Linked DNA regions of Homo sapiens: region 2 is linked to region 1. A link is a loop called in an ENCODE intact Hi-C map of the cell type or tissue named here. Cell type or tissue: PC-3. All regions are shown on one strand. Links, peaks and the distances in the headings refer to the core of each region. The heading gives the core; the rest is flanking DNA.

Region 1 (15,958 bases), core at 5,271-7,770:
GCATGAGGACAATTCTGGATGAGTTTTTTCTTCCTGGCTGTGTCACAGGAAGTCTAAGACCAATCCAGCTTGTAGAGCAGAGAAAAAGCCACAAAAGTATTATTTTTCAACAGCTGGCTTGTAGGTTGGATAGTCTGCCCTGAGAATAGAATGAGTCTCCTGATCCAAATATATATAATATTTTTTAAAGGCTTGGGGGAGTAGCAAGGGCAACCCTATACTCCTAGGTGGTGTACAGAGTAGTAATAAAAAGTCACAGGGTGGGAGATCGTGAATGTCTTTAAAATTCTGAGGTCTGAAAAAGAACTCTGGATAAAAAGTACCTTAAGGTACATTACTTCACTTTAAGGACAGGGGAGTCTATTGATGTTTATTTCATCCCTAGCTAAGCAAAGATTGACTAAGATCAGCTATCCATGACTCAGCATTTGAGGGAGAGGGTTCTATTTAGTGTTAGCTTGGACAGGACACAGAAAGTTAGTACCTGGGCAGGAAATTTAAACCCTAGCAGTGGTATTCCAAGGCCGTGGTTCTGAGGTTGAGGTGAGATGGGCTAAAAATGAGATCAAATGGCAAATGAAGGAAAACTGGAACTACTTCACAAACTTGCCTAGGTTGAGTTCTGTTCAAAACACCCACAAACACACATTCACCAACATTCACATTCCTTGGTTCATACACACTGATTGAAAACATATTAGACTTTGGATTTTTCTTAAATAAATCAATAGGTTTTTAGCAAGCTAAACATGTTTATTGTTAACAGTCACCAGAAGTTTCTTTGGACTAGTTCAGGCAACAGCTGCATAAATATTTCTCACACTGGCTGTCTGCCCCACTCGCCTTTTTTGCAGGAAAGACCACATCTTTTTTTTTTTTCCAGTTTAGTTCACTGGTTGTATCTCATGTGGACTGACTAAAGAATGTTATTTCTAAAAGTAGGAGTGTTCCAAGTATAACTATGACTTCTGGCAACTAAAGAGAGGCCACTAAACGATTTTTTCCCTCTATTTTGCTGATTCCAGTTCATCCTTCAAGACTTAGCTCAGAATATTCAGTATTAAGAAATGAAGACCCATATAAATAAAACCATAAAGTAACACAAAGATTTGAATAAATGGAAGACACGCTATTTAATGGAAAGAAAAATTAAAAGGTTTGAAGTCAACTTTTCCAAATAACATTCTCTGTATTGCCAATCAAAATCTCAATGAGCTCGTTAAGAATTGACAAAATGATTCTAATGTTCATATAGAAAAATAAAAATGCTGGCCGGGCGTGGTGGCTCCAGCCTGTAATCCCAGCACTTTAGGAGGCCGAGGCAGGCGGATCACCTGAGGTCAGGAGTTCGAGACCAGACTGGCCAACATGGTGAAACCCCGTCTCTACTAAAAATACAAAAATTAGCCAGGTTTTGTGATGGGTGACTGTAATCCCAGCTACTCGGGAGGCTGAGACAGGAGAATCGCTTGAACCCAGGAGGCAGAGTTTGCGGTGAGCCGAGATTGCACCACTGCCCTCCAGCCTGGGCTACAGAGTGGGACTCCATCTCTAAATAAATAAACAAATAAATATGCTAAAAGAATGAGGAAAATTTTGAAAAAGAATGAGAACTTGTCCATGCATGTTATAAAGGTAGAACTGGTACTGACCCATGAATTTCTAGACTCCAGTGAGTGCAACAATAAGGTCTAGAAATAGTACCACATATACATGTGAATTTGGTATCCCATAACAGCTATTTAGTGGGCTCTTATTATATGTCATATATTATTTCTAAGCCCTTTACATACACTAATGTATGAATCCTGGAAACAACTCCAAGAGATACATAGAATTTTTATTCCTGTTTTATAAATGAGAAAACAGATTCATCCAGTTAGTAAGTAATGGAGCCAGTATTTGATCCAGGCAGCCTAACTCCAGCACCTATTAATTACTATACAGCATTTTATATCAGCAAGGGAAAAGATTATTCGACATAGGTAACTAATATGAACCCCACTTTATTTCTTATATCACAGCTAATTCTAGATGGCTTAATTTTATTTAAATAAAACTGTAAAAGTACCAGGGAAAAATATGAGTTTTTTAAAAAAAAAACTCTATGTGGAAAGACCTTTTTACAGCCCACCCAAAACTCGAAATCAAAATAGAGAAGACTGATAGACCCAATTCATAAATATTTTTAAACCAAAATTAAAGTCAAATAAGCAAAGAGGTGAAATAGCCATAGTGCATACGACAGACTAACATTAACATCCCCAGCATACAAAGATCTTTTACCAATCAGATGATGATAAACATGCCTATGAAAAACATGTATAATTCATAAAAATCAGAAAAATAGGCAAGAAATTGAAAAGTTTAACCTTACTGTTGATTAAAGAAATGCACATTCAAATAAAAATTCTTTATCAGATTGGCAAACATATAATAGATTGACAAAATCTGATGTTGACAAAGGTGTAGGAAAATGGTGATTCGAATTGGCACAACTTTTCTGGAGAGAATTTTGGCATTTATGAATCAAAATTTCAAATGTGTATAACTTATGATCTAGCAAGTTTTCCAGGGACCTGTCTGTGGAAATCATTGCTCAAGTACCCAAAGCTGTAAACACAGTGATGTTAATTATAGCATTATCTAAAACAGCAGAAAAACAGAAAACAACCTAATTGTCCTCTGGCTAAACAAAGGCATAAAGTATGATAAAATACTATATGGCCACGAAAAATTGTAACATGATTTTAAACGTATTGCTCTGCAATGATATCCAGGTTATATTGTTGAATGAAAAATTATCAAGATACTGAATAACATGTGAAGTATGGCAACATTTTTATAAAATTATGGGTATGCAAACACATGTACATGCATGCCTGGAAAGGTTATTCACTAAAATGTCAACGGCAATGATCTTCGTGAAGAGATTTTGGGTGAGTTTTACTCTCTTGTTTATATTTTCATGATTATTTGGAATTCTTGAATGAGCAAAAAAAAAAAAAAAACAAAAAAAACCACTACCCAAACAGAACAGACACAACTGAAGCATGTCTTCTCAGGAAGCCTTCTCTTACTCCAGGTTGGTCTGGACATTGCCCTCTAACCTCCCATAGCAGCCTATACACATCACCACAGCCCTTCCACATCACAATATAAAGATATTTATTTGTATGCTTTGCCTTTCCTTACAAAACATCAGTAAATACATCTGATATCCTATTATTTTGTTTTTCCTGTGCTGAGCTCAGTGACTGACACATAGCAGGCACCAATGACTCAACCTATTTGGGAATTCAAACTAGCCTCCCCTAAAATTATATATTGTAGGAGGGAGTAGGTGTGAGTTTTATGAGATTAAGATGTGTATTTTTCCCCAGTAGTTTTCATAAGCTAGATAAATTGTGGGGAAATACAAAGTAATGACCTATTTATATGGATCTACCTTTAAGCAAGGTTCAAGGTCCCACTAAATTAACATCCTTCAGAATTCTTATTGGAAGTACTGCTGTTTAAGTCTTGCTTGCTACTGACACTAACTTGATACTGGGAATATGTCTACTTTTCTGAAACTCTCACTTCCTGTATCTGCAAATTAGAAATGAGAATAATTCACCCAGCAACAGGAATGACTGGCGATGAGGAATAGCTAAGAGCGTTTGCTCGAGGGCTCTATTTTAAGTATGCCTCAATTCAGCTCCAAATTTTCCAGTGAACTCTATTTTGACATTGAAAAACAATGTTTTGGCACTACGCTATATTCAGAGACTTTCACAATAAGCTCCTCTTATCAGTTCACCATGTGATGTTTTCCTTTAGCCAGATCACTCATTTTATTCTGGGGTTAGCACTTTTGGACCATAGTTACAGATATGAACTGTGGATAGAAACGGTCTCTAACTTGTAACTATTATTATTTAGTAACGTAAAATACAAAATACATGGAAGAGGGGAGTAGGTAACATATTGGGGTACCCAGTATGTTACCTACCCAAAGGGTTAAAAGGAACCCCCTAACTGAAATTATTTAAAAGCTGAAAGACCTAAACTCCCTATCCAAACTGTTAATATATTCATAACCATATTTTAAGGGATGGTGTTGGTTTTGTGGTGTTGATGATTCTATTACTGCTTTTAACAATTCAAAGACATACTGGTATTAAATGAAGTTACAGCTTTACCCATTGTTAGACTAACCAGAGATAAGCACTTGGCATTATTTCCATCCTTAGGTCTTCAAGTAGTTATCTCATCATTAGTTTGTTTCCCTGTGTTTAGAAGGGTGTGATTTTCACACACTCCTCCAGCCAATGAAAACACCAGTTTTTAATAAGCACGTGAAAACTGTGACTCTTATTTTATAAACGTTGACACTGACAGGTTGATTCATGTCTGAGTATTTGTTTGATCTTTGGAAGTTAAACTTGGAATTTCTACAATGTGTTATGTTAAACATGTGTCACCATTTTGAACATAACATATTGCATAAAACTGTTTATAAGACCTGTATGCATTGCTAAGCATTTGTTTGCTTAAAATCAAAGATCTAAGAGTTTTAAGAACTGCAAAACATCTGAGAATATGAATGATATGCTGCCAGGAAAGAGAGAAAAACAAAGGACGATTAGAACTGAGAAGAGTGAAAAAAAAGTATCAGATGCAAATAACCTACAAGCCACAGTCAACACATTTGCACATGAAGAAAACAGTATAACATAATTTATAACACATTTTGACATATATTTATATTATACTTCAATTAACTTAGTTCTAAGATCATACAGTCTTTTCCTTCTTCTTTACACAAATACATATTTCACTTTTAAAAGAGGGCAGTCTTACAGTCAATTTAATGACTATTAACACATCACAATAATAGACTTTTGAAAAAGTCTGCTTATATCTTCCTAAACCTGTGTTTCCAAATGAATGGTATAAGTTGTTCTCCCATTAAGTCAACCACTGGGCTCATTAAGATATGTATTTGAGAAGAATGAGCTTGTTAGTAAACGTATAGATAAAAGATTTAGGTAAGGATTAGGACCTACTAAAGTGACTGCTGTTAAACCAGCTACATCTAATTCTCAATACTACTAATGTAGCTCTAAGCAACCTAAAACAATGACCCACTGTGAAAGATAAGTGATTCATCTCACTTGTTGCTTACTCCCTGACCATTCTCTCAGGTTTTATTGGTTACTGTATAACTTTTTATTAGTTATCTTTCATGATTTCAAATAATAGGCTTAAATTCTCTTTATTTTTTCATTAATTTTAGGAAGTATCTCAATTTCCTCTCCACAAAGTGAGAACGTATGAATGCTCCACTATCCTTCACTTCTTCTCACCTGTAACTCCCAGGTTTTGTTAACTATACCTGACTTTTAAATTACTGGTATTTATAACATTTACAGTATACCCTATCTTTGTTTTATGAAGTCTTGGGTTTTTTTGGTTTTTTAATATAAAATCTTGTGGGTTGTTTGTTCGTTTGTTTTAGAGACAATATCTCCCTCTGTTGCCCAGGATAGGGTGCAAGTGGTGCATCGTAGCTCACTATAGCCTCAAATTCCGGGCTCAAGTGATCTTTCTGAGTAGTTGGGACTACAGGTGCGTATCACCATGCACAGCATATTTTTTTTTTAATTTTTTATTTCTTCAGAGACTGAGTCTCCTATGTTTCCCAGACTGGTCATGAACCCCTGGCCTCAAGCAATCCTCCCACCTCAGCCTTCCATGTAGTTGGGATTACAGTAGGCATAAGCCACCATACCTGGCAAAGTCTTGTTTATATAAAGGCTTTTAAAATAAAGCCTTGTTTTTAAATAAAGTCTTGGTTTTTAAAATAAAGTCTTGTTTTTTTAATAAAGTTTTGTTTTATAAAGTCTTGTCCTTATTTTGTTAAGTCTTCTAAGCTTTGTTTACTGGTTGATTCTAAAAGTTAGAAAGGAATAGCATATAGAACATTATTATTATGTTGATATTATTCACTGCAAAATCAAGTATTATGATTAAACCTCAGGAGAAAGAAATGTAATCCTATGTAAGGAAAACTTTGCCACTCAAAGGAAATGATTTAAGAATCAAAGTATCCAGGCACAGTAGCTCATGCCTGTAATCCCAGCACTTTGGGAGGCTGAGGTGGGTGGATCACTTGAGGCCAGGAGTTCAAGACCAGCCTGGCCTGCATGGTGAAACCCTGTCTCTATTAAAAATACAAAAAAACTAGCCAGACATGGTGGTGCATGCCTGTAATCCCAGCCACTCGGGAGACTGAGGGAGGAGAATCTCTTGAACTGAGAATCTGGAGGCTGCAGTGAGCCGAGATCGTGCCACTGCACTCCAGCCTGAGCCAGAGTGAGACCTTTTCTTAAAAAAAAAAAAAAAAAAAAAAAAAAAATCAAAGTAAACTTAATTTTCTTTTCTTTTACTCCAGTAATTCCTCAGCATCATGCCATATGAAACAGTTTACTTTGTTTCATGTCTGGAACATGACTTTCTTGTACAAGTTTTTGTGTTTTTCCTAAAGTTTCTTGTTGCTTTTTTTCCAGATTACACAAGAAACATATAAACGCTTCATCATTGCATTAAGGTAGTCCAGCTTCTCCTCCTATGCTCCCCACCCCCCGTTCAGCTCCTCTGTTTATCTGCTCTCTCTTACTTGATTTCTCAATAGAAAGGTATTTGACATCCTAGATTAATCTTTATGATCTCTCACTTTTTTTCTCTCATAGTTACTTTGTCTGTTTGCTCTACTTTTAAACCTAGCCTTTTATTGAATGGAGGGAGGGAGGGGCAATCATATTTTTAATTTCCTCTTGTTCTCTTTTTGCATAAAACCGTGTACTTTCTTTATAGATACCATTCTTTCATCAATCTCTGAGGACATTAACTAGAATTTTTTAAAATTTTTCTTCCCTAAATAACCTGTTTTTGTTGGTCTATGACTTTCTTTTTTCATCTTAGCCCTATCTGATGCTGCTGGTTTTCCCCAGATATCTGGCCATCAGTGGTTATCTGCACAAACTCATGAGAGAAAGACTAGATTGATGAATTCAAGTAGCTCGTGTGGATTTCCTCTGTTGTTAAGTGGGGTTTTTCTTAACAGATATCACACCGACTGGAAGGATTTCTGTGCTAGTGGGCAAGTCATGTCATTGGGTAGACTTCTTTAAGATACATGGGCAGAGAGCGCAAAAGTAAATCAGGGTTCCACTCCCAATATCAGAACAGGAGGGTGTGCTCTGGGCAGGGGTTGTGGTGGGGCATACCTTCACCAAGAGTACTACCCCCATCCTAACTGTTAACTTGCTTCAGCCATTCACTTGCAAATGTCACCATGTCAGTTTCACTGCAAATGTATTCTGCATGGGTGACAGGAGCAGCTGTTTTTTATAGATCCTTCTGCCAACTTTCCTCACTGGTTCTCCTTATCTGTCAATCTAAGCTACTCCGGAAAGAATGGCTTGTACCTGTGTTACAGCCTTTTGTACTAGGGCTTATGTATCAGTACTCACTCATCTATTAATACTTTTTTTTTTTTTTTGAGACAGAGTCTCACTCTGTCACCCAGGCTGGAGTGCAGTGGCATGATCTCGGCTCACTGCAACCTCCGACTCCCAGGTTCAAGAGATTCTCCTACCTCAGCCTCCTGAGCAGCTGGGACTACAGGCACATGCCACCACGCCCAGCTAATTTTTGTATTTTTTAGTAGAGACGGGGTTTCACCATATTGACCAGGCTTGTCTCGAACTCCTGACCTCGTGATCCGCCCCCCTCGGCCTCCCAAAGTGCTGGGACTACTGGCGTGAGCCACCGCGGCCCTATTAATACTTTTTTATGCCAGAAATGTGTCTTTGATCTGGTGATGATTCCACCCTAGAAATCCTCATTTGCCATAAACAAATAGGCCCCTTAGGATATTAAGGATTTTCTGGCACTTCTCATTAGACAAAGCTCATGCCAGGGTTATGGGATATGGAGGAGAGAAAGCCTTTGGACACAGACAGAAATCATTTTAGATTCTGTTCTGCTACTTACTAGCTGCACAAGTACATGATATTTATTCTAAAACTGTTTCCACAACTATAAAGCACAGACAATATCTTTTTCACTGAGTTATGGTGAGGACTAAATGAATAAAGTGTTGACAAATAATGGATGTTCAAATGTTAATTCCTTTCCACTGGAGTGTCTTTACTTAAATACCTGGGATTTAATAGGTAAGAAGATATGTATCTATTTAGTTAATACATAGTATTAAATAAAATATTAAATCTATCATTGGCATTCTTTTAATTATCTTCACATTAAGCTCAAATATTACTTTAGATAGGACTTAATATGTGCCCATGTCCTGCTTGAGATCACTTATTATAAGGTCTTTATAACATAGTTCTTCAAAACATGGATTTCTTTTGAAGTGTTTTAGTTACCATAAAATATATCTATTCTCTTACATCTTCAATCTATTTAATTAGATTAACTTCTGTATTATCATCATTACAATTGTATACATTAGTTTAGGACAACCACCAAGTTGATTTTGAACATATTTACTTCAAAAACTTTGCAGTGCACTTTTCTCCCAGCAAAATGCAATAAGGAAAATGTTCAAATAGAAAAATATATACTAACCTACATAGAGGCCAGGGTAAAGAACATGAAAAAAAAAATAAAGCACTTACTTGTGTTGTACTTTGATCTTCCATTTGTCCATTCTTTAGATAAAATACTTACTCCCTTTTGGACTTGAAAACAAGCCTCCTTATAAGGAAAAAAAGTCATTTAACTTTTAAAGTGTGACTAAGTGTAGCCAGTTCAGACTTGTGCTAATTCTGTATGTGTTGTCACAAGGTTCTTCTAACTTTTCAACTCTATTCTTGAATTGCTGTCCTATAAAAGAAAAATTTCCCGATAGCAAAGATTTTTCTGGAAGGTGGATCAAGAGGAAGACAACATTATAAAAAGAAGGAGCAATACTTAACTGACATCATAGAGTTTGAAGTATCATTTGAGAGAGAAAAGTAAAACTCAGTGATCTTTTGTCTTGGCTGAAAGGAATTGTGGACTAAATTTATTTTTAATCACAATAAATATTAATATTAGACTAGATAAGTTGTGTATCTATTTTCCTCTGTTCTATTAAAGTTTTAAATTTCTATATCAACAGTCTTAATGCAAACGTGACTTTTATTTTAACCTTCCTTAGAATGTGGGGAAAAAATACATAATAATAGTCAGCAGACAGAGATAAGGAAACCGAATGATGATATAAAAAGATTTGTTTTCAAAACTTCAGTAAAAACAAATTATAAGAACAAACCCTAAGCTGTTCACAGTGGGTACTTCTGAGGATTCAGGGAGTGGGATGGGAGAAGTGGACGTTCATTCTTTAAAATTTGGTGCTTTTTTCTTTTTCAAAACAGGAGTGCACCATCTTTATGATTCTGGCAACTTGAAAGCTTTTTAATTTTTTTTAAACGTCATTATCCTATAGCCCAATAGTGCAAACACATGGACTAAAGGAACTATGTGGTAGAATTCGTACTTACATCAGTATGGCAAGTAATAAATACATAGATCATTTGACCTAAAGGAACCTCCAATAAAGGATGCCTAATAGCTTAATACTCTTTACCACAAATGTCTGCCCAGTTCTTTCTTGTTCTCCTTACTTTGCAGTTCTTGTCCATTCATTCTGCTCTCTTCCTACACTTAGTAGCTTTAATTAAATTCTATCTCCTTGCTCACAAACAATCCCCTGAGAGAAAAGCTTTTAAAATGGCATGTATTTTGTTTGGCTAGCAAAGTATTTTTAGCACTTTCAAATAAGTTGTCAATATTTAAGAATTTGGAGATCCCAGGCCAGAGGCAGTGGCTCACGCTAGTAATCCAGCACTTTGGGAGGCCAAGGCAGTCAGATCAACTGACGTCAGGAGTTCGAGACAAGCCAGGCCAACATGGTGAAACCCCTTCTCTACTAAAAATACAAAAATTAGCTGGGTGTGGTGGTGGGGGCCTATAGCCCCAGCTACTCGGGAGGCTGAGGCACAAGAATTGCTTGAACCCAGGAGGCGGAGGTTGCAGTGAGCCCAGATCATGCCACTGCACTCCACCCTGGGTGACAGAGTGAGACTCTGTCTCAAAAACAACAAACAAACAAACAAACAAACAAAAAAGAATCTGGAGATTCCAGAATCCCCAGCTCCTCTTTGAAGATCAAAAGATCTGACAACACAGGACCCACATTCCAGCATGGCAATGGGGAGTGCTTACAGCTGACCCGTTAACCTGGGTGTACCCTATTACCACTCCAGTAGGACTGCCAAGGCCATGTGTCATTTAGCATGCCTCTTGTACTGTCTTTTGTCTTATGGGAAACAGTAAAGTAATTTCTTATTTACACTTTTATTTTCTTAAAGGGTAGGGAAAAAGGAAAAAAAAAAAATCAAGCCAGATTTTCCAAAAAAGGGGGATATTTCTTTATAGAAATGAAGATGATTTACCTATGTTTAATATGCAAACAAAGGGTGTGTATGCTGAAAGAACCAACTTAATAACTGTAAGAAGCCTGCAACAGAGAAAAGCAGGAAAAAAAATGTAATGAATTTGTTTTTAAGTGGGAACAAAATTAAATACTTCGGTAAAATGCAATTACATATAAAACGAGTATTTTCCTATTTCAAATCTACTTCATTCATTTTAATGACCTAATTGGCTCTGCAGTTATTTGAGTTTGACCCCATATTTAGAAGCACCCCCATAACACAGCCACACAGGTCACCTACCCCTGCCCTACTTCTGTGGTCTGAGGAAGTAAACAACAAAGGCTGTCCAGACCAGCAGTGATTCTTTTCCACTTCCTTCCTCTTCCTGCTCTGAGCAGTAGTCTGCAAAGGTAAGAGCAACAGCTGTAAAAATTCCTATTAACTCTTCAACTCCATGCTTCTTCTTCCTACACAGGGCCTCTCTCACTAGATGCACAGAATGGCAAAATGCCCATATTAAGAGCTGAGGCCTCCCCTTGCTAATGTGGTTCTGTTCATTTTTCAAGGTCATAGGCCTTCAGTTACAGCTGCAAACATTCAGGACAGATCTTCAATCCCAGCCTTGACCCCTGTGGGAGGGAGCAGAGAGCCAGTTCAAGACAGCAGCCAAACCTAACAGAGGCATCTAGTTTGCACAAACATCATGAACAGATCAGTAGCTGCAGGGCGATGCCAAATGCTCTCAAGTTCTCAATTTTAGGAGAAAGGAAAGGAGGCTCTGATCAACTATGTCTGAGTCCAGTCTGAATCCCTAGGACTGATAACAGTTTAGATCAAGTCCCCAATAAATGTTTCCTTTATGCAGAATGTGGCTCTACTCTCTCTAGAGGCAGCAGACATCTCTCCTCAGCTCCCCGTCATTACTAAGGTCCAACCTCTAGTAAAAATGCTGCCTTGTCTTGTAGTTCACTAAGTAATTCCACATGGCTTCTCTTATTTCATTCAACCAGGAAAGTTGAAAGGTAGGTAGGGTTGTTTTTACTATCATTTCCAATTTACAGAAGGGAAAATAGAAGTGAGAACTTAAAAGTGCTTAGTGTGACATATTCAAAGTCAAAGAAAGAGTGCTGGGCCTCATGTCTACTACACTTTTATCCAGTCCACCATAAACTAGAAATATGAACAGGGAGATAACACTAAAAATCATGACACTGTAGCCCTTTATAGAGAAAAACAAGTTACCCAAAACAGATGTTCTGTAACAAAAGCCTTGTTAAATAATTGGGGAACAGAATTCAGGAAAAATTAAGATTTTCAAAATATTTTTATATAGAAATTTTTTACAAAGATTTTACAACATAGCAAATCATTATGTCATACTGTAGAAAGATGAAGCAAAGGATTAAACTCCAAGGATAAAGAAAGTGCTCATAGCAACGTATTGCAGTCTCCATGAAAGTGCATATAAACGGTTAAGGCAAAGTACCATCTTGGTACAGACATGTTGCAAACTGACTTTTAAAACAATTTTTTAAAATATATACAAACTTTTTTTCTTCTATTCTTCTCAAAGGCATTTGAAAGGGATACTTTTATGAATATTCTTGCTGTAGAACAATGTAGAAATAACTTCTGGGTATAAAACAGTAAAAATAAAAATATTCTACCTGAGTGTGTTAAATCAAGTGATTTGTAAAACAAAACCTTCACAAGTGTGGGCTTTCTACATGTAACTTGCCAGGCTGAAGGCTTACACCCTCATGTTCTACAACACAGATCACTAATGATGATAACATGAGTTAAATTGGGATTCTTGCCCTTCTGTGTGGCTTTTGGCTTCTAGGTTCTATGACCAAACTATTGACATATTTGAAGTCTGTATGCAGTCATTGTGTGATAAATCTACTTTACAGCTTTGCTTCTACCTGCAGCTTACATGATAACCATGCTGTGAAGTGCTACATATGCTTCATACAATATGTTGCCCCATCTGATAATAAAAATACAAAGGTGCTCTTTAAGCTAAACCATAAACCTTATTAGAGAATTCTAGTTAAGTGTTTTGTTTTTCCACATACATGTAAATACCTTAAGATCAATAGGATCAATAAGGATAATATTAGTTATCAAAATTTAGTCTTCATACTTGAAGAATTTGTTTTTAAAAATAACTAAGATGCAAAAAAATAAATTAGCTAGTCTTGAACAAGAGTGAGTTTTGCAGAAAACTGACATATCTGAATTCTAGTACAGATAAGAATCTGTCAAATGATAACTGAATTCACGTGACTAACCACTCTTTTACGTAAGATTGTATCTACTCATGAGAAATAGGGGAATTCAGTGTTATCATTATAGTCTCCGTATTTAAACTGAGTTTTTCTTTTCCAATTTTTTTTCCATGCCTCAACATAAGGGAAATTAATCAGTTAATTTCTGCTGACTTAGGTTTCCTAAACAGCTTTTAGTTCTCAAGGCACAGCTGTGGTAAAAACAGAGCAAAACACCCAGCCATTTATTGGAATTCTGCAGTACAAAATAAGCACATGTGCTCTATATAATCTAGTAACAGGATAGCAACAGTTAAACTGTCTCAAACAACAGATGTATTTGCTTGATTTTCCTTCCTAACTTCTTTTGCATCAGGACCGCAAGCAAAGAGCTTGTTTCCCAGAGTATTTTGGGCAAATCGGAAATACATAATGTGGCCCATTGCCACAAAGGAGACTGAAATCAATACGAGCAAGCCAAAAGCTTCAGGATTTGGAGCCAGGATGACCATGATGAAATGCAGAAGATCAAGAAGATAGTTCATGGAGTTCTGTACACCATTTATAATGCCTCTTTCAGATTCAATTACATTTTCTTGCAGCAACTGTGTCACAGTTAAATCAAAGGACCAAAGACCTATAATAAAATATTTTTTTAAAGATTAGATTTTAGTTTACAGGCATACATTTCAAATCACAGATAAAAATCTGTTGACATATGCAAAATATACATTTTAGCCTGACTGTCTTTAAGTCACCTTAAATATACCATAGCCTTGCCTTAAGAATTATTTTTCATAAATAAATATTGGGTTATTAGTGGCCTCAATAAATGATTTTTACAGTCATCAGACAAAAAGAAGTCTAATCTACAAACTTCTTAGTTCTGTTTTTCTGTGATTATTCATACTACAAAAACAAAACTTTGAAATCAGAGACATAATAAATCCTATTATAGTATAAGTACTAGTATTTTTTAAGTTTCAAATGACCTAATAAATGGTTATGGTTAAAGTGTAAGGAAACTTTAAACCATTGTTATATTACTGCTAGAGTTCTAAAGCCCAAACAATAAAGCTGTCTTGCCTGGAAATTAATATCTTCAATAAACTAATGAACTGTTTTGTATCACAAGATAAAAACAGTTTCATTTCAAGACTGAATTCAGAGATAATTCATCAGTACTCTATTAATTATTACTTAAATTTTGCTTTGTAAGAAGTCTTTATGTTTCCTTCCAGGGCTATAAAATCCATTTGTGTGGCAAACTATATAATAAATACATATTTGCTAGAGAAGACCTTTGAAGGATTTTTTTTATCACTTTCACATCTTCTTTTAAAGCCAAAAACATTACCTTTTTAGTGTTGTCCTATGGGAATATTTTCTAAACTACAGTTTTTTTGTTAAGGTTATTGCAATATCAAGACTCTACTAGATGGCAGTATAATTAATATAGCTAATATCTTTTATAAATTAAATTACATTTAAAAAGTAATCACTTGAGCTCAGTAATTCAAGACCACCTTCGGCAACATGGCAAAACCCCATCTCTACAAAACATACAAAAATTAGCAAGGTATGGTGGCACATGGCTGTAGTCCCAGCTACTTGGGGGACTGAGGCAGGAGGACTGCTTGATCCCAGGAGGTCGAGGCTGCAGTGAGCTGTGACTGCACCACTGCACTCCAGCCTGGGTAACAGAGCAAGACCCTGATCTCAAAAAAAAAAAAACAAAAAAAAAAACAAGTAATATTTAAGATATTCATTTAGAAAAAATTATTTTCAAGCCTGAACCATGTTTTAAGTATATGTATATAATAAAGTAAACAAATACAGGTTTTCAAACTATAAAATAAAAAACACAATAAATATAAAGTATAAATATGTAAAATAAAAATTTCGTAAGAGTGGATTTTGCTTAAATTAACATTTAGGGAACATTTCAGATCATTTATTAATGGATTCTCTGAACCTACATTACAAAAAGACACTTTAGTTCATTAATATATAAAAAGAGATTTCTTACCGATTCTAGCAGCAATGACGCCTGCAAACAGCAGACTGACAGAGATTATGGGCACAGATTCAGGACTTGTCTCCGGGACAATATTAGCAGAATTAGACCCATTAGACATGTATATTTCAGTTGTAATTTCAGGTATCTTGGTAGGTGTAATTGACTCTCCTTGAATGAACCTTGATCGGATATCTTCAAAAGGAGAAACGGACAAGTCCAGGGGGCTTCCAGGCATGAATACAGAGATCACACACAAGATCAAACAGGAAAGCTGTGCCAATCCTGAGATCAGACCTGTCCGAACCAAACCACATTTTCGACGTAGCCAAGTAAAAGCTACAGTTCCCATTATTCCAGTTATAGCTGATGCTCCCATCAAAATACTGAGGATGGAACCACTCAGTCCCTGAGTGTAGGCGTACCCTGTGGTGATGCAGTCAAAGCCCAGGACAGTCATATAAAGGAAAGCAAGACCCATGCCAGCCAGAAACACAGGCTGGTTGTAGTAGGAGACCCATCCATCTCGGAAGGTACGGAAGGGCTCAGCCATCTGGGAGGCACAAGTAGGCTCTTGCTCATGTTCAAGCTCATGGATGTTAGAGTCTTTCACACCCATTAGATGAGTTCCCTCCAGGGGTTTTGGCTCAGTATCTGTTAAGAAAAGATACCATTATTTTGTTGGGGAGGACATGTAGAAATAAAAGCCAATTATTAGTAGTACTTTTTTTCCTTCTATTCCCCTTCCCAATGGGTACCCTTGGTTAGACATTGTAATATGTATTTTCTTTTACTAATAATCTAAGAATTCCAGCCAAGGAATAATCATCAAGTGTCATTTTTATTAAATAAACAAAATACTATTGATCTATCCCTCTTTTTTTTCTCTCTCTCTCTTGCTCTTAGAAATTATACTCCCACCAAAGTAAACAGCAGGAAAACTCACCAGATAAAATATTAAAATTGTCTAAAAAAACACAGCGTATTGGCCAGGCACGGTGGCTCACACCTGTAATCCCAGCACTTTGGGAGGCCGAGGCGGGCAGATCACGAGGTCAGGAGATCAAGACCATCCTGGCTAACATGGTGAAACCCCGTCTCTACTAAAAATACAAAAAATTAGCCGGGTGTGGTGGTGGATGCCTGCAATCCCAGCTACTTGGGAGGCTGAGGCAGGA
Region 2 (15,958 bases), core at 7,484-9,983, 69 kb after region 1:
AGCACAAAGGAGATACAAGGACTCCAATTATAGAGAGAGTAGTTAGTTTTCTTTCTTCAAGTAAAGAAGTTAGAATGGTTTTAACAAGTTGTTGCCATATGTCAGGCTTCTATAAAGCTGTATGTAGTCACAATGTAACTTCCGTTTCATTGAGAATACATCTCATAATTACATATAGAATGTTTTAGCTAATACAAATGTAACCAGAGTGCTTTATATTTTCCAGCCTTCTGGGCAGTCCTTTTCATTAACAACCAAATAAACATCGTTCAAACCCTCATTTGCTTGCCCACAAGAAAATGAGTCTCCTTCTGGGTATTTTTGAGAGCTCCTTCGAGTCCTGCCTGTTTTATTGTCACTTGCCACTTTTTATTAAACTATCCTCCCAGTTCTTGGTTGTCACTGGCCATTCGATCCCCATACTCCGTGTCAATCTTTCTCCCTCTTTTTCGCAGCTCCCAAATGAGGCCAGAGCCCCTTCTTCATGTCCCAGGGCAGTGTGAAGACAGGTGGACACTAGATTGTCTTAAATTCTCTTCCCAGGCTCCAGCAGGAGGTGTTTCCAGACTCTTTCCTTGGGTCCTAGCCTGCTGTTGGGTTCAGCCGCCCTGTATATTTGATACATTTTTCCTGACCTCTTTCTCTCCAAGTTCCTAGGCCTCAATCCCCTATTACTCTACCTGGATGCTCACAGTACTCAAATCAGGTAGATCTACATAAAGACTCTCTCAATGTTTTTCCTCACAGCTTTAAAGCTGAAATATCTCCAAAGTTAGTAACTAAAATCTGGGTTCTCATTCTGTTAATATTATTAGCTAACAGATTTTATTAACTATTTCTATACAATAATTTCATTGAATTTGGGCTTGATTGGCAAGGGGAAAGATGGGAGTTCTAGAAGATGCAGATATGTATATATACATATGCATATATATATTTGTATTTCTGTGTGTGTATATAAACATATATACACACACACAGAGGGAAATAAACAAGACTGTATAAAAATGCTTGCCATCAGCTCTGCTGTTTTCCTTGTAGCAGCGCTTTCCAAAGCTACTGTCAAATGGGGACTGAGGAAGAAGGCTTCAGTCAATGTGACTATTGGGTCAGTCTGAGTAAACCTGTTACCCTCATGAAATGTGTTTTGAGTCTTATCTTTAATCATGGAATGAAAGGTTTTTGCTTTGTTAAAATATCTTCAAGCTTTGTTGTACAGGTTTGGAATTGTGATGGGGATGCCAGCAAAGAATTTCCTGTACTACTCTCAAGACTGACTGCTATCACTAGGTTGAGATCCAGGCCCAGCAATGGCAATGAGTCTGTGCAAACATATCCCATACAATCTGTATTTGAGAGAATTTTGTGTGTTTGTGACAATTGTACTTTGCAAGCTCCATTTGCCTGGCAGAATAAAAATACCTATTCTAAATTTCCTTTCCTTGAAAATGATAATAGTAAAGCATTTTGCCAAAATGTTTTCACAGGCATCAGCCTCACAACACCTGTGAGGTGGGCAAAGTTGGCCTTGTTTCTTCATTCTACAGATTGGGAAGACAATGCTCAGAGAAATTGATGATCATGGTAAGGCTCAAAGAACCCAAGTAATCTCAGAATTCTTTCATTTGCTGCAGTGCGTCCCAAACACAACACCAGGGTCAGATTCCTGAATCCTGTCCCTAAAAGATCTGGAGTAGGTCTGGGGATCTGCATGTTTGTAAAAATCTCCCTAATAATTCTGGCGCTCAGACAGTTCACCCTAATGAGGTCATAATCAGCAGATAACTGAAGGAAATGCTGACATATCTCGGTGTCTACTGTGATCATCCCCCCATCAGCTCTATGTTCAATTAGATTGAATACTCAATGGAACTGACTGAGAGAGGTCAGAACAGAAATAAAGAAAGCAGAGAAGGAAGTAATTTGGCTCCAGACTGCCTGGGTTCAAATCCCTGCACCTTGACTTAATAGTGTGTAAGCTGGATCAAGTTACTTTACCTCTTTGATCCTCAGTTTCTTCAGGTTTCTGTGAGGATTAAATGGGTTAATCCAGGTAAATCACCTAGAACAGTGGCAGGCACTTAGTAAATGTTATTTATTAGCTATTATTATTATTATTCTAATTTTTAAATCTAATAAAAAATAGAATATTTGACGTTTCATTTTAATGAAACACATATAATCACCAAATATATCAATTGGTGTTCTTTGTATACCAACATAAATCAGCTCTGGCTCACAAAAGCCAAAAGAGGAATTAATAGGAAGTCATGAGACAGCTCACAGAGAAAAGGAAAAGCTGAAGAATTAGATCCCTATTAGGACAGGATCAAGACAGCTATGAATATTTAGATGTCAGGAACCAGTTGACAGTCCCTTAGGGTCCTGTCCTTGGCCTAACATATGGTCTATCCTTGAGAAACATCCATGTGCTGAGGAGAAGAATGTGTATTCTGCAGCTGTTAGATGAAATGTTCTGTACATACCCATTAGATTCATTTGGTCTATAGTGCCAGTTAAGTCTGGTATTTCTCTGTTGATTTGTCTAGATGATCTCTTCAATGCCGAAAGTGGGCTGTTGAAGTCTCCAGCTATTATTGTATTGGGGTGTATCTCTCTTTAGTTCTAACAATATTTTCTTTATATATCTATACATCTGGGTGCTCCAGTGTTGAATGCATATATATTTACAATTCTTATATGCTCTTGCTGAATTGACTCCCTTATCATTATTTAATGACCTTCTTTGTCTCTTTTTGTAGATTTTGTCTTAAAATCTATTTTGTCTGATATAGGCATAGCTATTCCTGCTCTTTTTTGGTTTCCATTGTCATGGAATATCTTTTTCTATCCCTTTATTTTTCAGTCTGTGTGTGTCTTTATAGGTGAAGTGTGTTTCTTGTAGGTAACAGATTGTTGGGTCTTGTTTTTTTTAATCCATTCAGCCACTCTACGTCTTTTGATTGGAGAATTTATTTACATTCAGTGTTGTTATTGATAAGTAAGAACTTACTCCTGCCATTTTGTTATTTGTTTTCTAGTTGTTTTGTGGTCTTCTCTTCCCTTTTCCCTTCCTTTCTGTTTTCCTTTAAGTGAAGGTGATTCTCTGTGGTAGTATGTTTTAATTTCTTGCTCCTTATTTTTTGTGTATTTGTAGTATGTTTTTTGAATTGAGGTTACCACGAGGCTTACAAATAATATCTCATAACCCGTTACTTTAAACTGATGACAACTTAACCCTGATTGAGGGTCCTGTCCTTGGGATGAAAGAACCACACTCATTATTTCAGATAACATGTTACTTATTTAAGATTCAAATTCCAGATCATCTATTGACTTGGCTGAGGTCATGTGCCCACTTCTCGCCTAAGAGATGAAAGAGCATTCTAACTAAAACTCCCACTAAGACTCTAAAGGTAAGTAAGTAAAATCAGGGTACTGTTACTAGATGGAGAGATACATGCTGGGAAGGCAAAGTAAACAGATATGTACCATCTTACTAACCTCCAACCTTGAATGCTTGGAATTTGTTTACATTTTGCCACAGATGCCAAAATAGGTGTGTTAAAGTCCTTTGACTAACCCCATAAGGAAGCCAGTTTGACTTACAATATGCCAGAAACAACATTAAGGATATTTTAAAGCCCAAGACACTGAAGGATTCTTAAGCCTTTAGTTTTTTCATGGGGTATTTGGTTTTTAACTATAGGTATCAATGGCCTAGAAATGTTGCTTCACAGATTCTACAAAAAGAGTTTTTCCAATCTGCTGTATCAAAACAAAGGTTTAACTCTGTGACATGAATCCACATATCGCAAATAATTTTCACAGATAGCTTATTTCTAGTTTTTATCGCGGGATATTTGGTTTTTCACTATAGGCCTCAATGGGCTCAGAAATGTCTCTTCATAGATTCTACAAAAAGAGTGTTTCTAACCTGCTGAATCAAAATAAAGGTTTAACTCTATGAGATAAATCCACAAAAATCTGTGAGATAAATCCCTAAATCTGAGCCCTTCTCTTTAAAAACTGTGTAAGAATTTTGGAAAACAGGCTCGGGAGCATATAGACCTATAAAAATTTCTAGGAGGCTGGCTGTATAACACCATGTTGATGTAGGAAGGAAACAATACCAGAATAAAAGATGAGGGGATGGGCAGGGCCTGGATTCTGTGGCTCCACTGGAAATAGCAATGGGAAGCTTCCAAAGAAGATATAAAGTTTTCAAAAAGTTAAAATATGATTCATACAAATTAAGAATGCAAATGAATAAAGGTTTTATTGAACCTATTAACTAATATGAGAACCAGAAAAACATTATAGCTGGTGCAAAGAACATTTTGAAGAACTGAATATATATCAGCATTTTGAGGAAGAATGCTAGAATAAGATTCCTAGATTAAATAACAAACTGGTAAATATCTTTCAGGAAAATAAAACCATAATCAGCATAACATTTAAGTTCCCTTTTATACCAGACAGAAATAATTTGCATCTCTACTGGAGACAAATCTATAAACTAAAATGTAACTTCCCAAATTCTGGACCAAATAGTAAGTAGCTAGTCTCAAACACAGGTGCATGCCTCTAAGATAACTGAATAATCCTTGATGATGGGCGAGAGCTTATTGTTAAACATTGTCCTTTATGACGAGGAGAGTATGTGAAGAATTCTCTTGATTGTATTTTCAAGCTCTCCTAATGTTTCTTAAGAAAGGGATATCAGCAGAAAGCAAGAACTAAGGGAGAAAGAGCAACAGTTGCTGCCAGGGTATCACAGGTAGGAGAGGTCTCTGCCTAGTGGCAGGAGACCAGAGGGGAGGCCTTCCTGCACACAAGGTGTTCCTTTGTCAAGTGTTCTTGAGTAAGAAACCATAATTAATACTTGCAATGGTGACAAGTCACAGTGGGTGCTTCGTGACTAAAAAAGGACATCAAAAGTCTTGTGTGGGTTACATGCTAGAATAAATGGATTTATTAAAATGTCTTGGTTGGTTAAATACCCTGTGTGCCTGATGCCACAAGAATTTTATTGCATATTATTTAGGCTGCTGTTCTTTTTCTGAAGGAGAAAGCATTTTTCTTTCTCAGCTCTTTGGTTTTTGAAATTCCTAAAAATCCAATTTTCTGTCTTTTTAAGTCCTGTAATTCAAGGACAACGCAGTAGAAATCCAACAATATTATGCCATGATAACTTTATTATCCCAGAATAAAATCATTTTTAGGAAGTAATATTTCTCAAGACATTAAAATGGAATGGATTTTTACTTTCTAGAATTGTTTTATTGTATTGCTCTCTGACACAGGAAATGAGTTCAATGGCCTCTAGGATTCCTTTATTTTATTGTGGTCCAAGGATTCTATATTGATTAGATTTCCCAGATGGTCATATAACACATTTTCATGATAGATTAAAACTGTACATTGTGGCAGATTTTGCCAGTTCTTTTAAATTTCATGTCATTAACACAATTAAAATATAAAATATGTGCTGGCTCATTCCTAAGAACTTTTACAATACCATACTTGTGTTGGTCTCCAAAATTGAAAACCATTTTGTGAGAATAATGATAAAAAATGTATTTTAAAAATTATTGTTTCCCACTAGAGAATAGTTTATGTTTGAATATAAAAAAGAAAAGATGGAGAACAGAATTCCTTGCTATTAATCGCTACACCACAGGTAAACCAAAGACTCAAATATTATTGATGGGGTTAGAGGCCTATGGTATTCTTCACCAAGATGTTTCTTCAGCATCTTTTAGAGCATCTAATTTTTTTTTTTTTTTTTTTTTTTTTACTATGTGTGTATCTCAGAAGGAAACTTCTGGTCATTATTTGCAACTATCACAAAATGATGAAGCCTTTTGTTGTTTTGTTTTGTTTTCCTTGTTGCTAAAAAGTACTGAATAATTAATGTTTAACTTTTCAGGTCACATTTTTTTAAAAACACATATGCTTCTCTTTCTAAATGACCTAAGTTTTATTTTAATGTGTTTTTTAATACATGTATTTTGGAAAGAAGGGAGGGTCCCTTCAAAATTAAAAGCAGATGGTAAAGAAGTTATTTGAGACCAAACTATAAAACTGCTGGAAGTCTACTATAGTTAAATAAAATAAAATTTCATGTCAAAAGCTGGCTTCCAGGAAAATTATTTTGTTTGAAAAAAGACTCAAAATTTCTACTGAGGGCACATGCAATGTAACAGTAATCTGTCTTTTATTCTTGCTTTTGCAAACAGGCTTAGATAAGGGAACTGAAGAAAATGCACTTTGGGATCTACAGAAAACTTCCTAATCCATTTATCCAATAAATGCTATTTCCATCTTCTCAGACACTGTTCCAGATGCTGGTGATAATTAGTGAACTAAGTACCCAAGTTCTCAGTCCTGAGGACCTTACAGCCTCGTAACTGAGACAGACAATAAACAAGTAAGCAAAGAAATTAAAGAGATAATTACAAACCGTGGTAAGTGCTATGAAGGAAATAAACAGGGTTCATGATAAGGGGTAGTGGGGACAGGGAAACACTTTTTATTTATTTCTTCCTTAATTTCTTCAGTGACTCAATGGTCATTCAGGAGCATGTTATTTAATATTTATGTATTTGTACAACTTCCAAAGTTCCTCTTGTTATTAATATATTCAAAGTGTGATTATCTACTCACTATTGTGGTTCTGCAAACTCTCTTTTCTTACCACAAAAGGTAACTGAGTGGAAACATGTCAGTTCCGGGTAACCTATCTACCTTGGGTTGGCTGTCCCATATTCAGATATTTTCCTTGGCATAATAAATAACTTCATATGAGCCAGATTAAATAATATAAGACCATAACAAATAAATATAAGCTAGATTAAAAAATATAAGACCATTATAAATAATATAATACCGTTCTGGCATAAAATGTCATATATGTTAAAATTTTTCTACATAAATCCCATACTTGATAGTTATTCAGGCAAAATTAGGGAGCATCTGAGTGAAAATAAATTTTCTTGAATTAGTTGGTAACAATTTGCTTGAATTACGGAGTTAATAGTAGCAAAAACAATTGATTTTCTAAAATATGTAGTAAACTGAGCATTAAATGAACAGTATCATGGGCCTCACCTTAAATGCTAGATCATGAGTTAAACTGAAACTGAGTATTTTAGATTATTATTTAGTTGACTTCTGAAATTGCATAGCTCAATGGAAAGAGTTGTACTAATTTTGAGGTCAGATAGGGCCTCAATTTCAGCTCAGTCACTTAGCAGCTGAGTTTGAGCAAGTTAGTTAAGCCGTCAGAGCCTCAGTTTGATCATCTGTAAAATGGTGCACCACTATGCACTCCTCAGAAGTGTTTTGAAGATTAAATGCCTGCATGCACATAACAGCATCCAACACATAAGACATGCTCAATAAATGTGGTAGTTTCTTCTTCTTCTTTTCTTTGACAATCTTAAGCTGAAATAATGACCATTAAGTGAAAGAAAACTAAATTAAGTAAAATGTGTTTCTTCTGGCAAGAAGATCAGTTTAAGAATATTGATTTAAGAAGAACATAGCTCTCAGGGCACATACTGCTGAATTCTCTAAGAAACAATATACAAGTATTTGACTTTAGCAATCTTTAAAATTTAGTTGCACTAATGTAGCTGGTGCTGAGATTTAAGTCTTCAACAACCCATACCTTAAAATAGCTTTTAAATTCCTACATTTGAATTATTTTCCACAATGATAACAACCAAAAACCCACAGGTAAATGACAGAACAGTAGATAAGAAGGAAAAATTTATTAACTTTTGTACTTTCAGGAAAAAAATCTGAGGGATTCTTAGAAATATGTTTGAATTTGGGAATATCAAACCTTTAAAAAAGTTACATAAATATATACCCATTACACAGATTTACCCTCTTAACCATTTGCCCCTTGGACTCTCTTGCTCACTCACATTCTCATTTTCTCTCTATCCAGATGGATAGAGAAATAAATTTTTTTCAAACATTTAATGGTAGGTTGCATATAGCCCTTTACCCCTAACTCCTAAATACTACAGTTTTTTGTATTATAAAAAAGATATTCCCTTAGGTACACACAAAAAATACAATAAATTTAACATTGATACAAACTCTATCTATTGTCTTTATTAAAATCTTGGCAATTTACACAATAAAGTCCCCATGAATGTAAGCTTTTCCTTTTTTTTTGTTTTTGTGTTTTGCTTTGGGTTTTGGTTTTTAGTTCCTGAGTTTTTCCCATCTAGAACATGATCCAGTAGGATAATTATATTCGGTTTTCATGTCTCTGGACATCCACCACAAAATTGTCAGATTCAAGGGTCAGGCAGTATGTCCAGATCATCCCCATTCCAGGAGCCCCAGGGAGCCCATTTCCCCAGTCAGGCCCTGCCAGCATGGGCGAAAGAGGAGAAGTTCCTCAGGCTGCCCTCTTCACTGTCCCTGGCTTTGTCTTTAGGGATAGTCAACAAGAAAGTCTTCCATCTCCTCTGAGGAGGGAAATTTCCATCAACAAAATGTTTCTGTACAATTAGGCAAGAATAGCCACATGCTACCACATCCTCTGAAAAACCTGGTCTCTGTTATGTTTCTCATAACCAAGGATATTTATTCTTTCCAAATATATTTGTTCTTCTAGTAACTGAGTGCTATCTTCTGTCTCTACTGTGTTTGGAGTATTGTTTTGGGAATCGCAGAAGTTTGAGCTCAGGGGAAGGAAGGAGTCCTCCTCAGCTCTTCCTGAGTGCCTGCTTTGGCTTCTCAGAGGTGACCACAGGTTGGGAGGGAGGTTGACAGTAGGTTTGCACATCCTCCCTGCTCAGTGGTAGGCAGCCAAGGGAGTAGGCAGCATGGGGCTGCTGGGTCTTTTCACCCACCTGGGTCAAGTGAACAGTGACTCATTCTCAATAGTCATGTTCTCAGGTTACAGACCTTCCCTTCTTCACTCACCTCAGAGAAGGTAAAAAGAGCTCAGTGTGCAAGGCACTGATATGTATGTGCATAGTAACCTGATTATGAGATTCTGTGTACTCACGGTGGAATAAGAGTGGTAAAGCAGTATCTATAGTTTCCTTTTCCTCTTTATGTCAGAAGGAGGACAGAGAAAGGGGAGAAAAAGACCAGGAGTCAAAAGAAGACAAGGACATGCAATCTCTATGTATTTTCATGTAGTGCTGGGTCACTTTCCACCACTAGAGTGTGACCTGGATTCTAAGCTTGATACACAAAATTGACTCTTGACCTGGGCAGGCTCTCCCCACCTCTTCTCCATGCTGCCACCTCCACTCCAAGAAAGCCTAGCTCCATAGTGCGTCAGGAACATAAAAATTTCTTCTGAATACTGTGGTTTTTCTGCATTTTAAAGAAGGTTTCCAATACCTTTGAACCCAGAGCTGCATACACATTTGGTGGGAGTTTGGGTGGTGGACAATATTGCTGTGTTAGATTGTGGGCTGGCCCAGGGTACAGTGTATGATCAGGGTATGTTTGCTTAAGGGTCTGTTGTATCTGTGGTGTTAATCTGTCTGGGAAGCAAACTCTAAATACATCAGAGCAATATCCCTCTGAAGTAGGCACCGTTAGAGAATGAAGCCTCTCCCCAAGGAGTCTACTCAAGGTGCCTGAATTGACATCATTGCTGAATGAAGGTATCACCCAGGTATCAATAGTGGAAACATTCATAGTGCTGCCTCTTTGTGCTTAGTGGAAAATGAGGCAGAAAGTGAGAAATTGGTTTGGGTTTTACTAAATAAAGAGGAAGAAAGAAGAACAAAAGGGGTCAAAAGAATGAACCAGCTGGTTGGAAGGAAAGGTAATGTTCCTATTATCCCCAATCCTGTCTGCTCCACCCACATACAACCTGATCTGGACGCCACCTCCTGGAGCCTCATCAGGCACTGTGAGCATATTGGCACCATCCTGGTGGAAACGTGTAATGGCCTAGTATTTCAGCCCAAAAATAATGTTTATAGAAATATTGTCAGATATGGTATGCCCCTCTCTCCTCTCTGGGGATGATGGCCTTGGTATGTTCCTTCTGGCCATGATTGATGACAAGATGCAGGAATTATCCTCTGTACACAGCTCAACCATCAAGGTTGAGGCACCACCACGTGATTTTCATGCTCTGGCTGGAGCACTGACAGACCTCCTCCAGAGACAACAACAGTTCATGTACCACAGGTGAGTCCTACACCTTGCTCCCTGGAGCAATGTTTCCACAGGTTGGCTTGGGCCCCAGTTCAACACTTTGAAGCCAAAGCAGTCAGAGATACCAAGTGGGTTCTCAACCTTGCCTACTTTTAATCATTTTTCTGTCCATTGGACTCTCTTACTTCATGTCATCTGGATTAAAGCCACAGACTTCAAGGGATGTCAAAGAAGGCAAAGAAGCTATCGAGAGAATGGAGCTACTAGTTCTTTATTTCTTTTTAAGTTCTTTTTTTTAAAGTTCTTTTTAAAGTTTTTTTTTTTAAGTTCTTTTTTTAAGTTTTTTTTTTAAGTTCTTTTGATGATGAACTTAAAGGAAACTTTTTAAGTTCAGAAAGGCTGAGTTACCCAATAAGTGAAAAATCTGGTACTGGGGAACTCAGGGGATGTGACTGCTTGTCTGGTGATGTTTGGCATGAACAGAACAAAGACACCTAATCAAGGGCTGAATGATTCCTCCAGGAATATAATCAAAGTCATCCGTGACCTCCAGGTTTTTGCTTATCTCTAGAGACATAAAGAAGATGAAGCAATCAGGCAGAGTTTTAAGACAAAGGAGTAAAGAAAGGATTTCCCCAATCTTACTCTGCTTCCTGCACTGTGTTTCTCCTTCCCAGGATCCATCCCATATGAAAAAGCAGGAGGACAGGCTGGGCGCGGTGGCTCATGCCTGTAATCCCAGCACTTTGGGAGGCAAAGGCGGGCGGATCACGAGGTCGGAAGATCAAGACCAGCCTGGCCAACATGGTGAAACCCTGTCTCTACTAAAAATACGAGAATTAGCTGGGTGTGGTGGCACACGCTTGTAATCCCAGCTACTCGGGAGGCTGAGCTGAGTCGGGAGAATCGCTTGAACCCGGGAGGCGGAGATTGCAGTGAGCCAACATCCAGCCTCTTCACTGCAGCCTGGCCACACAGAGCGAGATGCCATCTTAAAAAAAAAAAAAAAAAAGGAGGACAAAACTCATTCACTGCATACCAGTGGGAGAGATGAGGAGCTCTTTCTCATGTAAAATAAAATGTTGAAGCAAATTTTGTGCCTAGACCTAGGGCTCACCGTGTTGCTTAATTCCACGGGTCATTTTTCACTTCATATAGATGACTCTGATATCGAATACAATGTGAATGGGCTCCCTGGAGTCATAGGATACTAAGCTCTATACCCCACACCTAATAGAGGGCTAATAAAAAATGCATGAAGGGCTAGGTGCAGTGGCTCACGCCTGTAATCCCAGCACTTTGGGAGGCCAAGGCAGGTGGATCACCTGAGGTCAGGAGTTTGAGACCAGCCTGGCCAACATGATGAAACCCTGTCTCTACTAAAAATACAAAAATTGGCTGGGTGTGGTGGCGGACACCTGTAACCCCAGCTACTTCAGAGGTTGAGGCAGGAGAATTGCTTGAACCCGGGAGGCGGAGGTTGCAGTGAGTTGAGATTGTGCCATTGTACTCCAGCCTGGGCAACAAGAGTGATCATCCATCTCAAAAATAATAATAATAAAATAAATAAAAATTTAAAAATGCACGAATGGGCTGGAGCTTGGGGATGGAGTGGCTGTGGCCTACATATTTTGGGAGGTTGGTGTTTTAATGTTATAAGAATGTTTTACATTCTTTTATTTATTATGAAAGAAAATAGAAGCATCTAGCTGAGGCTCCAAACAATCACATTTTAACATTTCATCTGCCATCATCAGAATAACCCTCTAAAGAAATTTCCTTTAAAATGTTCCTCTTCAACAAATGTCCACATAAAACTTGTACATGAGTCTTCACGGCAGCATTACTCATAATAGGCAAACAGCAGAAACAATAAAGTGTTCATCAACTTATAAATGGATATGTATACTTATAAATGGATATTTACAAGTTCATCAACTTATAAATGGGTATGTAAAGTAAGGCATACCCATACAATAGAATATTATTTGGCAATAAAAAGAAATGAGTACTGATACATGCTACAACATGGGTGAGTCTTGAAAACATTACACTAAGTGAAAAAAGTCAGTAACAAAAGCCTACATATCATGTGATTCTATTTCTATGAAATGTCGAGAATAGGCAAATCCACAGAGACATAAAATAGATTAGTGGCTGCCTTGGGAGAAAACAGGGAATGACTACTAATGCTGCTAATGGGTGTGGGGTTTTGTGTTGAGGCGATGGAAATGTTCTAGAATTATATTTGCTGATTGCTGTACAACTCTTTCAATATATTAACTTGATTAATTTATACACTTTAAAGGGTAAATTTTATGGTATGTGAATTATATTTCAACAAGGCTACTATAAAAAAGTTTCCACTTTAGATGCAAAGCTCAGAAGTACAAGTAAATAGCAATTCAACAAAGCAAAAACTAAATGAAAAAAAGAAAACACTGCCTGTACCTCAAATAAAGATGGAAAAGAAAAATATCAAAATTGGTTTTCTTTGAGTTGTGGAACTCTCATCAAATTTTTCTTTCTACTGTATTTTCCACATTTTAAAAAATAGGCATGTATGAATTTTTAATGAAAAAACAAACACCAAAACTAAAGCACATAGAAAAAAAAAAAACAAATAAGTACACCAAGAAGTTAACAGACTTTAGCTTGGGGGAGTAGGATGGTGATTGATTTTTAATTTCTTCTTTTTGTGTGTCTTTATTCTCAACTTTTAAATATATAAATAGGCATTACTCACTTAAATAAAGGGAGAAAATTCCTGGATTATGGACATGGCTGAGCTCATTTTCATGTGCTCCCAGAGGTCTGGCCAAGGTGCCATAGGCCTTCATGGAAGGGCGTGCACCATCATGCTAGGCTTGAGGATTCCTGAAAAAGCATACTGAAGCTCTGGAAGGAACCATTCATGACCAAAGGTAGAAGACGTGACTTGCCCACGTAGAAATTAGTCAGCCTTTAACATGTCCATTTCGGTACAGCAGTACTTGCTGTTCATCCAGCTTTGATGCTGAGGATAGCCGGCAGTCCAACATAAAGGTAGCTCATCAGTAAATATCTCCAAAACTCAGAAATTTCATTGAAGACTGGTTACGGCGATTATGAGTAAATACTTTTATCTTCCCTTTCTTTTATATCCACTCTTTCATCCTTTGCTTAGCTAATTTGTATCCCTTCCAGTCTCATCTTAAGTCTTCCGAAGCTTGCCCTGACCTCTCTCTGTTCACCTCACCCTTTCTCTGGTTTGAGGCTCCTCCTATGTGCTCTCACAGCAAATTGCACTTCCCATGTCACAGTATTTATTGCTTCAGAAGGTAATTTTCTGTTCAGTTCTCTGCCTAACTACATCATGCGCTACCTGAGGCAAAGACAGCTGTCTGTGTTGTTCACTATTATATTCCCAGTACCTAGTTTAAAATAAAGAAGCTAACATTTACTTGTGGGATGAATGAATAATATGTGTATGGCTCTACAGGAAGCACTGCATCAGTCTCATATCTTCATTCTACACAGGAATTGGGAAGGCACGCTGGATTAAAAGTGGTCTTCCATGCTAACGCAAGACATGCCTTCTGGATGGGTAGTGATACACAGACTGTGTCTCCAACAGAAATCTGGAGAACTACAAAAACATGTGGTCATTTGAATCTATCTCCCTGTTAGCTAGGGAGAGCTCAATTTTCATTCCAGAGAATCATCTATGTTATTCCTATTGTTTGAGTTATTTTGTTTTTGTAATTGAAACCTGAAAAGGAATCAAAACACTAACAGGAAGCATACGCTGCTAAACAACATCAAGGGCTGGGGGCAGGGAAGAACAGACGGAAGTAGAAAAGGGAGAATGAAAACAAACAGAATAAAACAGCATTCCAAAACGCACTCTTATTCTAAGACAGCAGGAAGCTATCTGACTGTGGTTCTCATGATGTAAAACATTTGACAAGTTGGCTCATCTTCAAGAGAAAAAAAATAATACAAACAACTTCTTGATTTCAATCTAGACTTTTTCTTGGACATCAAGCCGAAATATATATATATATATAATCTTTCTTTTTCCAAGCTGGGATCTTAGCCAAAAAAAGAAAACAGAAAATTCTGAAATTCAGTTTTCATTAATAGGATTACGTCATATAGGTCGGGCATGGTAGGTTCCACCTGCAATTCCTTGGGAGGCCGAGGTGGGTGGATTGCCTGAGGTCAGGAGTTCTAGACCAGACTGGGCAACATGGAGAAACCCCATCTCTACTAAAATACAAAAAATTAGCTGGGCATGGTGGTACACGCTTGTAGTCCTGGCTACTCAGGAGGCTGAGGCCCAAGAATTGATCCAACCTAGGAGGCAGAGGTTGCAGTGACCCAAGATCACACCACTGCCCTTGAGCATGGATGGCAGAGTGAGACTCTGTCTCCCAAAAAAAAAAAAAAAAAAAAAAAGGATTATGTTACATAGGCTAAACATAAACACTGAGAAACAGTGAAAAGACTGGATGAACAGAATATCACCTTCAGAATGAACAGAAAAAGGTTGGCTGTTTATCCTGATGATTTTTAAAAAATGTTTTTAATGCTCTTAGAAGACAAACATGCTCCTTCACTGTTTGAGCTCAGCAGTTACTACAGTAGGCACTTCAGGAGTGTCTGTATATCTGGTGCCTTTCCATTCTCTCCCCACTCACCCTCCTATCAACACACACTTGCTAGCACCTTTTCCCTTTAGGAAAGATGAATCCCAGGAAACATGTGACGCCCCCTCCCTGACCACAGGTGACTGGATCAGCACCAACACCTTCCCTCACTATTACCAAATATATGTTCTCAATTTAAAGCAACATACAGATGGCAAAGTCAATTTGGTTTTAATTCATCCCCCTTTATATCAAGAATAAATTTATGCTGCTTTGAATCACTAATTTAAACACTATTCTATCACAATATAGTGAAAGAAGGAAAAGGGAGGGAGGAAAAACAAAAGGAAGGAGGGAGAAAGAAAAGAAGGAAGGGAGGAAAGGTGGAAAGAAGGAAGAACGGAAGGAGGGAAAAAGGAACAGAAACATATTAAGCATTTCCACAGAGGTAAAATAAATACACATTAACCTGAGTTATGTTCTCAAAGTGATTCAATACATTTTGACCTTTCAAAAGTAAAATCTTGTTATTGGGATTGAGAATTTATAGATACTGAACGTATCTATAAATTCTGCTTCAATCTAAACAATTGTACTACATTAGTCAGGCAGTCATAAAATTACCCATGAACTTTGAATTTAAGTATGAATCCAGGCAGCAAAAAAAAAAAAAATGAAATAACTCTCCTCTTTTGAGAAATATGGAATAAAACTGAATAAGATGAAGCCATTTTCGAGAGTATTTACCTACCTGGTAAAAACAAAAAAGAATTCTTTAACATGTAATGCTATGGTGAATTTAGCTGAATTCTAGTTAAATCCAACATAACTAGTAATAAAATTATATTCATTTATTTAACAATCATTTACTGAAATCTACCACACCAGGCCCTGTAGCAGGCACTAAGGATATAACAATAGACAAAATAGACATAAATTCCTGACACATGCAGCTTACATTTGAGAGGGGGAAGATAAAATAATAAAATATACAGCATAGTCTGTTATATGTGGTGATAAAAGTAAAATAGAGAAAATGAAACAAGGGATGGTCAGGAAATTCCTCAATTAAAAACTTACATTTGATAAAGATCTGAATGGACCTTTAAGTGTATCCACATAGTCTAAATGTTTAGATTGAAGTGATACTTTCTGAAAACAAAACATGAAGGGCA

Evidence for each region. Peaks named below come from ENCODE experiments on the same cell type or tissue, not always from the same donor. Only the 100,000 strongest peaks of a DNase experiment are listed, where the experiment ranks them.
Region 2: a loop joins it to region 1, with 3 times the contacts of the local background. A loop is called at or near these places in 2 of 110 quality-filtered maps.

The regions. Positions count from the first base shown.
Region 1 is chr2:189,548,792-189,564,749 of GRCh38, forward strand. SLC40A1 (solute carrier family 40 member 1) reads right to left here. Exons shown (of 8, transcript NM_014585.6): 7 at 14,793-15,434; 8 at 11,799-13,400. The coding sequence ends at 13,087. Among named protein-coding and RNA genes, the nearest start is that of SLC40A1, 24 kb to the right of the region's middle. In PC-3, for the core only: no CTCF peak of the experiment used is centred there; a DNase peak (open chromatin) is centred at 6,650; H3K4me3 peaks cover 530 bases; H3K27ac peaks cover 1,202 bases.
Region 2 is chr2:189,615,961-189,631,918 of GRCh38, forward strand. No RefSeq gene overlaps it. Among named protein-coding and RNA genes, the nearest start is that of ASDURF, 38 kb to the right of the region's middle. In PC-3, for the core only: no CTCF peak of the experiment used is centred there; a DNase peak (open chromatin) is centred at 8,911.